Regions from separate parts of the Mus musculus genome. Here region 1 is linked to region 2. A link is a loop called in an ENCODE intact Hi-C map of the cell type or tissue named here. Cell type or tissue: gastrocnemius. All regions are shown on one strand.

Region 1 (8,000 bases), 77 kb after region 2:
GCCTGGAACAGTTGTTGGCCACGGTGACTCACACCTTTAATCCCAGCACTCAGGGAGACAGAAGCAGGTGGATCCTTTTGAGTGTGAAGCCAACCCAATCTCCACAGAAGATTCCAGGCCAGCCAGGGTTACATAAGGAGACCCTGGCTCAAAACAAGAATACGATCTGTTAGAATGATTGAACAATTGTTTGAGTGGCTAGTCCTTTCCTGATTGGACAGGTGTTGGAGTGCTGTTCCCTTGTGGGCAGTCTTTGTGACATGCAAATGAATTCCAGTGTGTAGGTCACCATTTGCTTACAGGTGGACCCAGGCTGGGGTTAACACAGAGGACAGGTGCAGAAAGGAAATATGAACCATTCTCTATAAGGTGTCAAGGCCTATGAAGCAGAGAGGGGAATTCTAAGCTGCCTCTTTTAGATAGAGTCTATATACATCCCTTGCTGGCCTGGAACTTGCTCTATACTTCATGCTGACTTCCCACTCAAAGAGCTCCACCTGCCTCTGCCTTCTAAGTGCTGGGTTTCAAGTTGTGGACCACCGCACTCAGCCTGGGCTTGCTATTATGGATAGGAGCTCCAGTCAAGTTGGAACTAGTCTCTCCTCTCCTGCCCTTGCCCTAGTCAGTGCCCGACTAGAGGCTGCACCTAGGGGTTAGGGGCAGGTCATGCTGGGGCTTGCCCTACTTCGCTCTGCCAAGACCTCTGGCCAGCAAGCATAAGCCGGCTTTTGGCAAGCAAGAAGGAAGTTGAGCTGAGCAGGAGCAAGCACAGTCTCCCAGCCCCCTCCTGGACAGGTGAAGGAGTTTGATGAGAAGAGCCAACTGGTACTGCGTGAACAAGACCATTATTATCATGGAATACTGGGGTTTGGGCGGGGCAGATCTCATAGCAGGTCGAAAGTCTCATCCTGATACCTTGTTTCCCCTTTGGCCTTCCTGATAGGAGAGTTTCCCTGAGGCTTGATTGACCTTCAAAGGGAAACCCTGAGAATAGCGGAGCATTCTGTGTTGGAATCAATGGAGGCCCTTAGCTTACCTGCTCTGTGTGTGCCAGTCCATATAAGAATGTATGCATGCATACAGGGTGTGTATGTGTGTGTGTGTGTGTGTACTTGAATCATACATCTCTAGGTTTCAGCTTGTCTGGTTTTGCTGGGAAGAAACCAGATGGGAGTTAAGCATTAAAAACAAACAAACAAACAAACAACTTTTTTTGGTGGAGTTCAGTGTGATCAGAGTACCCCATGCCATCCAGTTCATCAGAGCCCCGTAAGTAGGTCACCTTATTACCGCGGAGGCTGAGAAAGGATGACCTTCGGAGAGACTCCAGTTTGGCACAGGACTAGACATCTAGGGTGACTGAGGAACCTGCATGGTAGAAATGCCAGCAGCTATGCTTTCTCAGTGGTGCCCAGGAATCCCTGGGTGCAGGATGACAAGCCGAATGCCTATCTCATCTCGGAACCAGGATCAGATCCACAGGGTAGAAACAACCCCATAGCCGCAGTTTGTCTTTTTTTTTCGACTCCCAATCTCTGCGCCAGCCTGGGAGAACTCAGCCACAGCCTCTCCCTGGAGTCAGGGCTGCAGCGCGTGCTCTCTGCAGGCCCCTGGCAACGCAGCTCAGGAAGGGCTCTGCTTCCTCGCTTGAGATGTGTTATTAAACCGTAATCATACTGTGAGTGGAGTCAGCCAAAGCAGTGGCTATTAATAGGGAGGTGAGGAAAGCTGAGTCAGAAGGAAGCTGACTTAGGCTGGCGAGCAGAGCTGGGCCACCTTGGCCTACAATCCTTCGCAAGAGGTCAGTGGATGGGACAGACCTGAGCTCATTTCCCTCCTGGGCAGCTGTCAGCACTATCTGGATTTCTCAGTTTGGGAAACAGAAAACCTGAAGCCGTCCTGAACAAAGGGCTTTTTAGTTGTCTCACCCTGGCCCCTGAGGAGTCTCGGAGCCCTGTACACAAACAGCTGGAGTTGCTGTGACTCAGCACCAATTTCTCTCTCCTTGTCATTGGTCAATGGGACTCGGAAGGGGGCTCCATTTCTCTGGCCTCTTTTGGCCAGGCAGCCAGTGCTGACCTTGCCCTTTAACTGGCCAGCGCTCCCCAGAGGCAGAGCCATCTGAGCAGGGTGATTCTGTTTCTGGCTTGGTGACAAGGCTTAGGGATGTGGCTGTTACAGATAGGTGGAAGTGGACAGGTTGGGGGCCACTGGGGACCTTAAAGTGTGGGAACAAGATATCCTTTGTAACTTGTGTAATGTACTGCACTTCCCCGGGTCTTGGTCATGTCAACATTATCAAGCACCTGGAAGCAGGAGAGATCCCTAAATCGTGCCCAGAAGATCATGGGAGACTTGAAATGGTTTCTAGAGCCTGTTTTCCAGGCCATGTTCAGACTATAACTCGAAGTCTGAGTACTGCCTCAGGAGGAATGGTCTTACCAGACACAATAAGTGGTATCAACACCCTCTCCCCTGAGAGGTAAATGGTGCTGTGACTGAGTGACAAGGATAAAATGACACCCAGGGAGAGAAGCCAGGCCCTAGCTAGCAGCCTCTTGACTCAAGGCCCTTAGTAAATCTCCCACCCAGACAGCTGTTGTCTCTGACTCGTTACTACTGTATGCTCACCCTGAGGCCATGGATGCAGGTGTGTGTATGCATGCATGCGTGCGTGTGTGCATGGGTGTGTGTACGTGTGTGAGCCTGTATGTGAACGTTCGTGTGAGATGAGATCGTCTAAAGATGTCCAGAAGAAATTCTTTTCATTGGTTAGATATGTTTTCCCAAACTGGAATACTTGTTTTGGTTCCTGGGTCACTGAAGGAGATCTCGTCTCCTGCTCCCTAAAATGTTGATTAAATAAAATTCATTGGATTCCAGCCCTGGATAATCTGGGGGATTTGTGTGCATGCTTAGCAAGTACTCCACTACCAAGCTACATCCCAGCCTCCTTTGCTTGCTTATTTATTTATTTATTTATTTATTTATTTATTTATTTATTCATTATTCATTCATTCATTGACCCACTTTCCCTAAATTGTCCAGGCTGGCTTTGACTCACTCTGCTGCCCGACCAGGCCTCGAGCCTGCCATGGTACCTCAGCCTCGCCAGTGGCAAGTGTTACAGGCCTGTACCTCAGCTGATTCAGCTGGTCTAGTGTGGGGTGGGTTTTTTTCCCTGCAACTTTCTTTTTATTTTGTTTTGCTTTGTTTTTCAAAAAAAAATTTTAATTAGACATTTTCTTTATTTACATTTCAATTGTTATCCCCTTTCCTGGTTTCCCCTCTGAAAACCCCCTATCCCCTCCCCCCTCCCCCTGCTCACCAATCTATCCACTCCTGCTTCCTGGCCCTGGCATTCCCCTACACTGGAGCATCGAGCCTTCACAGGACCAAGGGTTGCTCCTCCCATTGATGACCAACTAGGCCATCCTCTGCTACGTATGCAGCTGGAGCCATGAGTCCCACCATATATTTTCTTTGATTGGTGGTTTAGTCCCTGGGAGCTCTGGGGTACTGGTTAGTTCATATTGTTGTTCCTCCTATGGAGCTGCAAACTCCTTCATCTCCGTGGGTCCTTTCTCCTGCTCCTTCATTGGGGACCCTGTGCTCAGTCCAACGGTAGGTTGGGAGCATCCACCTCTGTATTTGTCAGGTACCGGTGGAGCCTCTCAGGAGACAACTATAACAGGCTTCTGTCAGCAAGCTCTTGTTGGCAGCACAAAAGTGTCTGGGTTTGGTGGTTGTATATGGGATGGATCCCCAGGTGGGGCAGTCTCTGGTTGGTCATTCCTTCAGTCTCTGCTCCACACTTTGTCTCTGTATCTCCTCCCATGGGTATTTTGTTCCCCCTTCTAAGAAGGACCTAAGTATCCACACATTGGTCTTCCTTCCTGCAGCTTTCTAATACATCTTAATGTGATAAGACGAATCCACAAATGACTGACATGGTGGCACCAGCCCATAATCCCTGCACTTGGGAGGCAGAAGCAGAAGGATCAGAAGTTCAAGGTCATCTTCAGATATATAGTGAGATGGAGGTCAGCCTGGGCTACATGAGATCCTGTCTTAAGCAGATATCCATATGTGTCTGCCTATGTGTCTGCCTCTTTAGAGTTACCCAGGTACCATTATTGTGTGCTTAGATACAATCTTTAGTTTTTAAAGATTTATTTATTTTATGTATATAAGTACACTGTAGCTGTCTTCAGACACACCAGAAGAGGGCATCAGATCCCATTACAGATGGTTGTGAGCCACGATGTGGTTGCTGGGAATTGAACTCAGGACCTCTGAAAGAGCAGTCAGTGCTCCTAACCACTGAGACATCTCTCCAGCCCGCTTAGATGTGTTTGTAGAATAGCTTTTTGTTTTTTAATCTGCGTTAAAATCCCAGTACAGGGGCCTGGAGAAATTGCTCAATGGTTAAGAGCACTGTCTGCTTTTCCAGAGTCTATGGGTTCAATTCTCAGCAACCTCACAATTGACATGGTTGCTCACAGCCATCAGTATATCCAGTTCCAGGGTGGGATCTGATGCCCTCTTCTGGCCCCAGTGGATACCAGGCATGCGCATGATACACAGAAAACCATGCAGGTAAACACTCATACACATAAAAATGATAAAATTTAAGAAATTCCCAGCACAGGGGGGAGAAAGACAAAGACATCTCTAGGTGTCATATGGGTCAACTTTTGAGCCCAAAAGAGATTCCATGTCCCTGGGTTCAGGCCCCAACCTCTAGGGATACACAAGGTTTTCAGCCCACAGCTTTCAGATGATACCAGACCCTGCTTAAGGGAATATGTTCATCTCTTTATAGCCATACCATGCTTGTAAAGAGCCTGAGAGAAATGGAAAGCAGGTGTCCCCCCACCACCCCTTTGTTTTGAAAGGCAAATGGCCTCAGAATAGTACCAGTCAACAGAAGAGAGGAGGCATCCTGGCCCAGCTGCCTGCCTTCTCTCACTGTGGTCAAAGCTAATTAACTTGCACTGTACCTTGAACTAGGTCACCCACAGGTCTGGGCTGGGGATAGACCTGGCTGTCAGAGGAGGGCATTGCCAGACTAGCTCTTGGGGTGATCTCCTAGGGAGGCCATACAAAAGCCTACGTTTCATCTCTGTGTGGGATTGTCTCTCTTCTTCCGGAGAAGTGACCATTTTCAGATCTGTGGGTGGAAAAGAAAATCTTCTCTTCCCAAAATAATCCCTTTCTGCAGTTTGAAGCCGGGGGGTTGAAGCTGGACCAGGCGGCTAGCACTATTTTTACCCAACTCACAGTTCGGGCTGTAAACAGCAACTCTGGCTGTGTTTTCCTCTCCCCCAGCAGCTGATAATGGGGTCAACCTCTTTGAGGCAGAAGTGTCCTGGTATTTTTTTTGCACAGATAAAGACAGGGCAGAGTTTACCATGGACCAGGTGATGATTCCTGGACCATGGGGTCAGTGTACAAACAGAGAGATATCACCATGACGCCGTTATCTCTGCCATAAACACCAGGCCATGTGACAGCCACTGTGCTGAGGCTGATGTAAAGGTGTACAGGCAGGGTCATGAGGAAAAGCAGGCCCGCAAAGCCCTAGGCACTCAGGTTCCCAGAGCCCAGACCATGACCCCCACTCCCTCTTGCTCAGTCAAGCACCTTCTCCTGGGTTGCTTCACTGTGAGGCACTTTTGCCTCACAGCCACGAGCTCACAGGCTGAGGAAAGCAAGCATTTACTTCGAATGTAGAAGGGCTCTAAAAATCAAAGCCATATAGGTCTCCAGAGAACAGACAGAGGCCCACAGCTTTCTGTGATAGTGTCACTCTGAGGCTGTAGAGACAGGACCAGCTCCCTCCGTGTCCCCAGTTAGCAGAGAGCACAAAAAAAGCTAACCAAAAATCCACGTCTTATGTCTGCCATGGGAGTAGGTGAAAGGCAAGTTTGGCCTCCCAGAGGGCATCCTGTTCATGAAATAAACCAACCAGGAAAGGTGAAATTGGCTTCAATAGAGCTGGCAATTCCCGACTGCTTCTCTTCTAGCTCATGGTTGGGCTTCCGTTGCGTTTCCCTGTAGCCATGTTTGTTACCCAATGCTCTCCCTGGGGCTTTTTCTCTACAATAGGGAAGGGGTTATGACTCCGCAGGAAAGCTGAGTCTTGTTCATGATGAACAATGCAACAACTTCTTCATTTTTAAAACTTTATTTTGGAACATCATCTCTGGAAGCTGTCCTTGACCTCTGTATCCTCCTGCCTCAAACTCCCAGATGCTGAGAATACTGGTGTGCACCACCACACTTGGCTACCAGCCCTGTCCTGGTGCTGCCATGGCTTCCTGGTTTCCTGGCTTCCTGGCTTCCTCTCATCATCCTAAGCGTTTCTCAAATACCATATGTATACTCAGAACTGCTCATCTAGGTGAAATGGTTCTCGTTTCCAATTCTGGTAGATGGTTTTGTAGGAGGCATGAAAAAGGATTAGAGGGCAGGTAGGCAGCTGAGTGTCCCACCCTTCCCCCAGCCCTCACCCCCACCCCTGTCAGCTCTTTTGGAGGATGTGGTTTCGATTGACTCTGGGCAGCTGTTTATTGCAAAACTCACTGCCAACTATTGATAGCCAAAGTGGCATCGGAGAGCTCTGGATGGTACAAATGGGGCAGGAGATGGATGAGAGGACGGTTTTACCTCTGAGAAGAGAGGCTGAGAACATATTGTCTCTCCCAACCTGCTGTGTCCTAGATTTCCACTGTTAGCCTGAGCTCTCCCAGGACTGGGCACCAGAATCCAAATAGTAACGTCCAGTTCAGTCTAGAGTGAGACTCTCAAAAGACAAAGCCAGGGGCTGGAGAAATGTCTCTGAGTTAATAGCCTTTGCTGCTCTTCAAGCAGTCCGGAGTTTGGTTCCTAGCACCTATGTTAGGGCAGCTCCCGTTCTAGGAGATCTGACTCCCTCTTCTGGCTCCCATGGGCACCCCCTTGCACATGGCATAGATACACACAGACACACAGACATATATGCAAATAGAAATTAAAAACAAAATTAGGTCAGGCATGGCGGCATACACCTTTCTTTCCAGCGCTCAGAGGCAGAGGCAGAGGCAGGTGGACCTCTGTGAGTTCAAAGCCAGCCTGTCATATATAACTAGTTCCAGGCCAGCCAGGGATACATAGTGTTTCAAAAACAAACAAAAGGGAAAACAGCAAAACAAAAGGTAGTCAGGTGGGGATGTAACTCTGCAAGAGAGTCACTGGTGTAAACCCCTGAGTTAAATCCCCAGTCCTGCAAAAGACAGGGAGGCAGTGAATGGTATCAGGGGATGCCGCTTGGTTAGTAGTCTAGCTGCCTAGCATGCTCTATGTTTGAGCCCCCAGCACAGCAGAAACCACATGCGATAAATTGCACATGCCCGTTATCCCAGCACTTAGGAAGGAGGTGGAGGCAGGGCTGTCAGGAATTCCACGTCATCCTTAGCGTCACTGTGAGTCTGAGACTAGCCTGAACTCCATAAATCCCTGTCTCAAAACCAAACCAACACCCCCAGGTAGACCCCTAGAAAAACAGGAGCAGGGGGAAAATGCCTATCAGGGAAACCAAAAGCACGTGGCAGCCAGGCGTGCTGCCAGGCTAAGCGTTTGTTGTGAACCATGCTCATGGCCCAGTGTTGACACCCTAGAAAGTGGAACCTGCAGCTGACTGCTGTGCATGAATTTCCCAGAATCCACCCTGATGCACCTTCTCCTGTCAGCTTTGGTTCTGCTCTCCCCGTGACTCACATGCGCTGTGCTGCTCTGAGATCATCCCGAAAGACATTGACAGTCAGCGTGGGAAGCCTGTGCTCTCGAGCTGCCTTTGATGGGCGTGGTGAGTGGGCACAAGGACTTTTGCCACCTAGTGCCCCTGATTATGTAATTTTTTTCATGAATTCTAGTTTCTTCAGAATTCTGCTTTAAAAAAAAATTTTTTTTTCAAACAGTCTCACTATGTAGCCTTGGCTGGCCTGGGAATTACAGAG
Region 2 (8,000 bases):
CCATGAAGACAGGCATGCCAAAAAAAAAAAAAAATTGGTTTTGCTTGTTTGTTTTCAAGACAGGATTTCTCTGGCTATCACAGAACTCAGTCTGTAGACCAGGCTGGCCTCCAACTCAGAAATCCACCTTGGCGCTGTGACTAAAGGTGAGCACCACCGCCAACCAGCAAAGCAAATGTGTGTTTGGAAGTGAAGCTGACTTGACTTGAGGGTGGATTGCGGTGTGGGAGGGAAAGGGAACAGAAGATGGGAGTATCCTCAATGCTATGAAAGGTTACAAGGACCAACTGCGGTGCTTGTGGCTTGTAATCCCAAACATTTATGAGACTGAAGCAGAAGGAGCATCCGTAGTTCAAGGTTATCCTCAGCTACATAGAAAGTTTCTGGCTGGCCTGGCTTACATGAAACCCTGTCTCAAAAAAACAAACTTAGACAAAATCCAAAAGGGGACTTGCTTGCGGGGCGGGGAACAAATTAGAACCAAGCACAGTGATCTATATGTATAAATATGTCACTACGAAACCCAGTGCTTTATATGCTAAATTTAAAGTAATAAAAACAAAAAAAGAGTAGTTGGGATGTAACTTTTTTTTTTTAAGATTTATTTATTATTATGGGCTGGTGAGATGGCTCAGTGTGTAAGAGCAGCCGACTGCTCTTCCAAAGGTTCGGAGTTCAAATCCCAGTGACCACATGGTGGCTCACAACCATCTGTAACGAGATCTGACTCCCTCTTCTGGAGTGTCTGAGGACAGCTAGTGTACTTACATATAACAAATAAATAAATCTTTAAAAAAAGATTTAATGCTCACAGTCAGCTAATGGATGGATCATAGGGCTCCCAATGGAGGAGCTAGAGAAAGTAGCCAAGGAGCTAAAGGGATCTGCAACCCTATAGGTGGAACAACATTATGAGCTAACCAGTACCCCGGAGCTCTTGACTCTAGCTGCATATATATCAAAAGATGGCCTAGTCGGCCATCACTGGAAAGAGAGGCCCATTGGACTTGCAAACTTTATATGCCCCAGTACAGGGGAATACCAGGGCCAAAAAGGGGGAGTGGGTGGGCAGGGGAGTGGGGGTGGGTGGATATGGGGGACTTTTGGTATAGCATTGGAAATGTAAATGAGTTAAATACCTAATAAAAAAATGGAAAAAAAAAAGATTTATTTATTATAAATAAGTACACTGTAGCTGGCTTCAGATGCACCAGAAGAGGGTATCAGATCTCATTACGGGTGGTTGTGAGCCACCATGGGGTTGCTGGGATTTGAACTCAGGACCTTTGAAAGAGCAGTCAGTGCTCTTACCCACTGAGCCATCTCACCAGCCCGGGATGTAACTTAGTTGGTAGAATTCTTGCCTAGTGGGTACCAAATCATGGATCTGATGCCCAGCACTGCATAAAACTGGGTACGGTGGATAAATGCTATGGTTCCAGAGGTTCAAGGTAGGGGGAATCCTTATCTACACAGGAAGTTCAAAGCCAGCCCCAGTTCCGAATTCTCTCAATATACATGGTCCCTCACACGAAGAGAAACAGAGAGACAAAGATACAGGAAACAGACACACAGAGAACTTGTCTTGCTAGTAAACACCTTTAGTCCCAGCATTTTGGGGGCTGAGGCAGGAGGATTGCTTCGACTATGAGGCCAGCCTGAGCTACAGATTTTGCCTTCATCTAAAACAACCAAACACAACTGGGGCATGTATAAACAACCTTGAGGCTGGAGAGATGGCTCCGAAGGTAAATGGGCATGTGCGAGCAAAAGGGCCTGGAACCCGTGTAAAAAGGTAAGTGGCAATTTAGCCCAAAGCTCTGAGGACGGGTAGCCTGGAGTATGCACTGAAAAGAAATAAGAAGAGTAACTCTACTCAGCAAGATGGCAATTGGCACTTGAGGACTTCCTCAGCTTGCTGTCAACACTTATAGCACATCTCTGCAATCTGTAATATCCCTTTGCTCTGAATGAAGTTATCTTAAAGGGCTGCAAAGACGGCTGAATGGAAAAGAGTCCTCGCTGTCCTTCCAGAGGACCAGGGTTCAGCTCCCTGCACCCACACCAGGTGGCTCACAACTGCCAGGAGTTGTAGCTCCAGCTCTAGGTTATCAAGCACCTTCTTTTGACTTCAGTAAGCATTGAATGCAGCTGATCCATACACACAGATATAACCATTATATATCTATAAAAAAACAAACCAAAAAAACAAAAAACAAACAAACAAAAAAAAAACAAAACGGCTAGCCAGGCAGTGGTGGCGCATACCTTTAGTCCCAGCACTTGGGAGGCAGAGGCAGGAGATTTCTGAGTTCGAGGCCAGCCTGGTCTACAGAGTGAGTTCCAGGACAGCCAGGGCTACACAGCGAAGTGCTGGAAAAAAACAAACAAAACAAAACAAAAAAAGGTTAACGGAAGCTATGGAGTCAACCATGTATACAAATGCAAGTATCTTTTGTCTGTAGGAGGTGACAATCCTACAGAAAAATAGAGGTCTCTGACAGTATAGCTGGCAAGTCTGATTATTTCCCTCCACACAACTTTTAGAACTTCTACTCTAAATGTTATATTGTTCCCCCTATTATGTTTCTTGCTATCTCTGCTATTAATTGCACTGGATTATAGGTAAAGCTAGCTTCCCAACAACAATGGCAAAGTTATTTTTTCTGCTTTGGCAAAACAAGAAACTAAAATGGAAGCAGAGAGCTGACTTTCACAAGTTGTCCTTTCCCAACTTCTCCGTGTACACAGTCACATACCAGCAACAAAATAATTTTTTGTTTGTTTGTTTTTTTCAAGACAGGGTTTCTCCGTATAGCCCTGGCTGTCCTGGAACTCACTTTGTAGACCAGGCTGGCCTCGAACTCAGAAATCCACCTCCCTCTGCCTCCCTAGTGCTGGGATTAAAGGTATGCACCACCTTGCCCGGCAATTTTTTTTTTTAAGTGAAAAGAGCATCAGGCAGTGGTGGCCCACAGTTAATCCCAGCTCCGGGGAGGCAGAGACAGGCAGATCTCTGTGAGTTCAAGGCTAGTCTGTGCTACAGGGTGAGTTCCAGGTCAGCCAGGGCTACAAAATACAGACTCTGACTCCAGAGGAGGGTGGGGACAAAGAAGGAAGAAAGAAAACAAAAAGCAGAAAGTGATTTGCTCACAGCCAGAGCCGCACTTAGGTGGCAGAAGTGAGAACACACAGGATTAGTAAGCGAAGACAAACACTGACTGTGAAAGGATGAGTAGATGTATAAATGTGGCTTAGCATCACAAAGAGGAGTCAATCCCAAGGCAGCAGGCAGAGGAACCACCTGTGAGCCCAGGAGCCTCTCAAACCTTTATTGCCAACCAATTTTTCTTTCTTTCTTTCTTTCTTTTTTTTTTTTTTTCCTTTTTGGTCTCATTGTTGTTGTTTGTAAGGGAGCCTTCTGACTCTGAATAAGTTTGTTGCTGTCTTTCTGTTGCTCTCTGGGATAATATCCTCTCTGTTGCGGCCCTCGGCTTCAATAATTATCTGTCTATTCTCAATCTGTCCATTGGCCTGGGCTTCTTTCCTCTCCCATAGGTTCTCGGAATAAGTCCAAGGCAACAGGGAAAGGTGCTGAAGATGGGCACTGAGTAAATGTGTACTGAGGGCCCATGAAGGTGTTTGGGTGCAGAGAGAAAGAGAAGCAGTTTCTAGTACTCACTCCCTGCCCCCCAACACACACATACACACTTCTTTGTTTCGGTTCTCCCTTCTGTCAACTCACACAGCTTGGCTCCTTTGGCTGGAAGAAGGCATGATCTGGCTTTTTTTTTTTTTTTTTTTTCCTGGCTGGCTGATTCTATTGTTTTTCAGCCCTGTGGTTCTGTGGCCTCTTCCAGTCTCCTGCAATCACACAGCAGGCCTGCAGGGGTCCTCAGAGCACCCCACACAAGGCAGGCTTTCTTTAGCTAATGTTATCTTTTATTTAAGCACAGAACAGTAGCCTCCAATCTTGTTACATAACATACCAGTATCTCAGGGTGTTAAAACCAGTACAGAATCTACTGTTAGGCGTTAGGGAACCCGTGGATATAAACATATTTAGTAACACACTATTGCAGAAATGTAACCAATTTGATTTCCTGGTTCCTGATTTGAAATGTTAGAGTTGGAAGGGATGTCAGAAACCATCTTATTTCAGCCGTCCTTATTTATTTCTGCAGTAATGGGTATTGAACCCAGAGCCTCAAGAACCTTAGGCAAAGTCTCTACTGTGAGTTCCACCACCAGATCCCAGCCCTCCCTTCTTTTAGGCGATGGGTACTAAGGCCTAAGGGCACAGAGGAATTTAACCTCAGAAAGCAGCCTTGGGCTGGTAATCAAGCTTTTGATAATCTAAAGAATTTAGTATATCTTCTTAAAGATCCAATCTCAAGTCTTTTCAAGGTTGTGGTTAGTTAGCTGAAGGCTTTTGGACTCCAGGATTTATAATTCCCAAAGCAGTCAATTGTAAATATTGACAGTGCCCCTACACTGAAACCGGTATCTGCCGGCAAAAATGAGTGGTTTTGTTCTTACTAACGTTGGGACTTTTTTTCATCCCTAACCATGCGATGTACATTCACTGAAGACAATTTAGTTGATTGCATATGTATTAAAAACAGCTGGGTGGAGTGACAGGTGACGTTTTTGAGTCACCCGGGGATCTACCCAAATACCAGCCTGGGTTTGTGTGTAAACTGCTGCCAGATAGGAGACCAAAGGTTCCTGGGCCTCCTTCAGCACCCCAACCCCGCATGAACTTTTTTTTTTTCTCTTTTTCAGTAACCTGGCTAGCTTGGACCGATCTAACCAAGAATGACCTTAAACTTCTAACACTTCCCAAGCCTTGGGTTATAATTGGGCTATAAAGCAGAGAACCACCTTGTCCAATTACCTTGTGTTTTTTTCTCTTCTAAAATAGCAATGAAAACATGTATTTTGCCCCAACACCATTCAGAATCCCAGTGTCTTAGAAAAAAGGGTGGGTCTGCCGTGTCTCCCCCGCCCCCCCCCCCGCAGAAATTCTTTTATCAAATTGACCTGTTTTCCGGTAGGAAGACTCTGCCCCACTCCACCCACCTGGTGCCTCCCTGGACTTCCCGACTGTCATGAGTTTATTTTTTAACCCTCTCTTCCTTGAAAAGCACCACCCCACTGACCCAGAATGCCAGTTCCTCCCTTTTGGTCACCTTGACTACTCTTATTGTATTTTCTGTTGCTAATAGACCTCACTAACCATTAGCAATAGGGATCCCAGTTTCTCTATAGTCTTTCTCTATGCTCTTCCACTCTCAGTACTGGGGATCCAACCCAGGGACTCGAACACACCAGACAACCCTTTCCTAGTTTTAATTAGGAAATTTCGAGCAGGGCAGAGGAAATAGAGAATCTCCGCTTCTGAGCAGGGCATGGGTGGGCATGACGAGACTGGTACTATCTTACTAAATACACCTGCCTTGAACTCTGCGGGTCACTTTTAGTAACTTAGGCTCTGGGTCAGGAGTGGCTTAAAAAGTGGAGCGAGGAATTACTATCTAGGTTCTCAAAACAAAAGCACTGTAAATCCCACTTCCCAACATAACCCCGGGTCCTGGGAATCCCAGTAAAGCCAGACAAACAGGCTCCTATCTCAGAGAGCTCCCCCACTCTAATCACCTCTTCTCCCAGCCCTGCCCGCCAGCTGCCAGGACTGGCGGGACCCAGACCTTGCCACACTCCTCGCACGCGCGCCCCGCCAGGGCCGAGGGGCGGGTGGGGGTTGGGGGCGGGAGGCAGGGAAAGCAGGGGCGGAGTTCCGTCCTCCAGTGATTGGCTCCTGGCGGATGGGCTGCGGCCGTGCAGGGCCAACCAGTGGCGTGTTGCTATGTGCTGAGCCGATGGGATAGGCGCGGGGGCGCGTCTGTCACCCGGCAAGCCCCCAGCCCGGATTCGGAGGGATGCGGAGCGGCAGTGGCGGCGGCGGTGGCGGAGACTGTGGCTTTAAGAGCGCGCAGGGAGCGCTAGAGTCAGCCGTGCAGTCCTTCATCGCCAAGCACTCCGGAGAGCCCGGCGCTGGCCGGACCGGGCAGCCTACCGCCAGGTATGAGGGATCTCGAGCTGGGCTCGCGTGGGCGTGGGGCGCATTCCGCTCCAGTTCGGGCTGTGCGCCCTGGGGACGGTCGGGCTCCTGGGCTGCGTGCAGCCGGGCTCGGCTGGGGCGGTGCTGTCGCGGTCCCGAGGGGGCTCCCCGAAGGTTCCCGGGGTGCTAGGGGCGGGGAACGGGTTGCTGCAGCCACGTGACCGGTTTGTTTACAAACACTGGCGCGCGCTCCGGGTTCGGGACTCGGCGGGTGGCGACGAGCCGCCTGGCAAATATGGGGACCCAGAGACCTGAGCGCCAACGCCTCCCTTGTTCGGCGTGACCCACCCCCCACGGATGGCACCCGGCGGCACCCGGCTGTATGGTCGATGTCTCCATTGAGATAGTTGGGTCTGGGGCACGTCGCCCTCTAAAGTCCCCGGAGCGCTTCGGCAGCCCCAAGCCAAGGGAACCACAGCGAGTTCCTGCCTGGACGCTTCCCGGCGCCTCCCCTGCGGCCTTGCCAAGGGGTGGGCACGAACTCTGTTGCCAGACTCGCTGCGGGGGCCTCTGCGGAGAGTCCCTCCCGCAGCTGGCTCCTGCCTCTCTTCCTGCTTCAAGTTTACCTGCCTGGTTGCTGACTCCCTTCGGGTGATTTTTTTTTTTTTCCGAAACAGTGGAACCTTACACCCGTCTCCTGGCTGGCACTTAGGGGGAAGCACTGTTGCTTTGGACCCCTCGTGCAAAGAACTGCCTGCCACCTCTGACTTCACTTTTACCCACAGTTTTTAAAAAGCTGAGCGAGCATCCTCCGGTTTGCCTAGCCTTCCACGGCCCGGCTGCTGGAAATGGCAAATGCGCCGGAGCCCTGCTTTTTGGCTTCCTTGTTGATTTGTTGTTGCCACGTTGGAGGGTCTTTGAGCCACTGAGTTGGAGTCCTATTAGTCTTTTGTTCCTCATGCTTGTCTTCGTTCTCGCAAGATGGGCTCCCTGTCCAGAGCACTGAACAACAAGCCTAGGGATTACTTTTCTGAACCCCATTTACAGAACATTAGAGGCACAAAGGAATTACAGTAAACCTCATGCTTGAGGCTCTGCAGTAGTCTGCCTGGTTTGGGGGTTTACAGGATCTGGTCAGTAAGATTGGGTTGCTTTTCCTTTTGGCACACACTGCTGTAGGTTTTACCTGAGTTCAGTCCATCAGCTTTCTTAGCATTTGATATTCTTATCTTTGAGGAAGTTTCACTCTCTTTACATCATTTTGTAAATTCTGTAATTTGTCAAAAATAATGGCTTTATTAGAACATTTTCATACACATATCTCATTGTGACTGGTTCATACTTAACTATGACTGCTCCCACCCCCGGTTTTGTACTGAGCTGTGATGAGTGACTGGGTTCTTTACAAGCCCGGCCTGAGAAGAGCTGGGGAATCTTACCTTAGGCACTGTGATTTGTCCCGGATTCCACGACAGGGTCGGATGCGATAGAGCGGGGTACCTGGGCTCGTGCACTGCCTCAGTTGGGCTCTGCCTAGTTTAGGGTTCAGTAACATCACTTCTTAGATCTCTCTGCTTGCCTTGAGATAAGGGTGGGAAATGGAAAATAAAGAACACAGATAAGAATATGTGCCTTTGCCAGGCAGTGGCAGTACACGCCTTTAATCCCAGCATCTGGGAGACAGAGACAGGTGGGATCTCTGAGACCAGCCTAGTCTACAAAGCAGGTTCCAGGACAGCTAAAGCTACACAGAAATCCTGTCTCAGAAAAACAGTGACTAGTTTTCCCAGCCGGGAGTGGTGGTAAATATCTAACCCCAGTACCCCGTGAGGTAAGTTCTGATCACTGCAAGTTTGAGGTCAGCCTGGGCTGTATAAAGGGATTCCAGGTTAGGCAGGGCTATGTAGGGAGACCCTTTGTCTCAGAAAACAAACAAACA

The links. Peaks named below come from ENCODE experiments on the same cell type or tissue, not always from the same donor. Only the 100,000 strongest peaks of a DNase experiment are listed, where the experiment ranks them.
Region 1: it touches region 2 in a loop (3-fold over the local background); 26 of 42 quality-filtered maps call a loop at or near these places.

What each region holds. Positions count from the first base shown.
Region 1 is chr11:86,914,279-86,922,278 of GRCm38, reverse strand. No RefSeq gene overlaps it. Among named protein-coding and RNA genes, the nearest start is that of Gm33742, 50 kb to the right of the region's middle. In gastrocnemius, CTCF peaks have their summits at 787 (motif pointing left) and 4,544 (motif pointing left); DNase peaks (open chromatin) are centred at 1,364, 1,639 and 2,083; H3K4me3 peaks cover 1,645 bases; H3K27ac peaks cover 4,163 bases.
Region 2 is chr11:86,991,674-86,999,673 of GRCm38, reverse strand. Ypel2 (yippee like 2) reads left to right here and starts at 5,912. Exons shown (of 5, transcript NM_001005341.3): 1 at 5,912-6,082. It overlaps Gm51915 (a long non-coding RNA gene), which reads right to left. Exons shown (of 3, transcript XR_003949754.1): 2 at 7,501-7,640; 3 at 5,337-7,331. It also overlaps Gm22387. In gastrocnemius, CTCF peaks have their summits at 3,881 and 5,941; DNase peaks (open chromatin) are centred at 3,865, 5,886, 6,527 and 6,890; H3K4me3 peaks cover 2,800 bases; H3K27ac peaks cover 4,775 bases.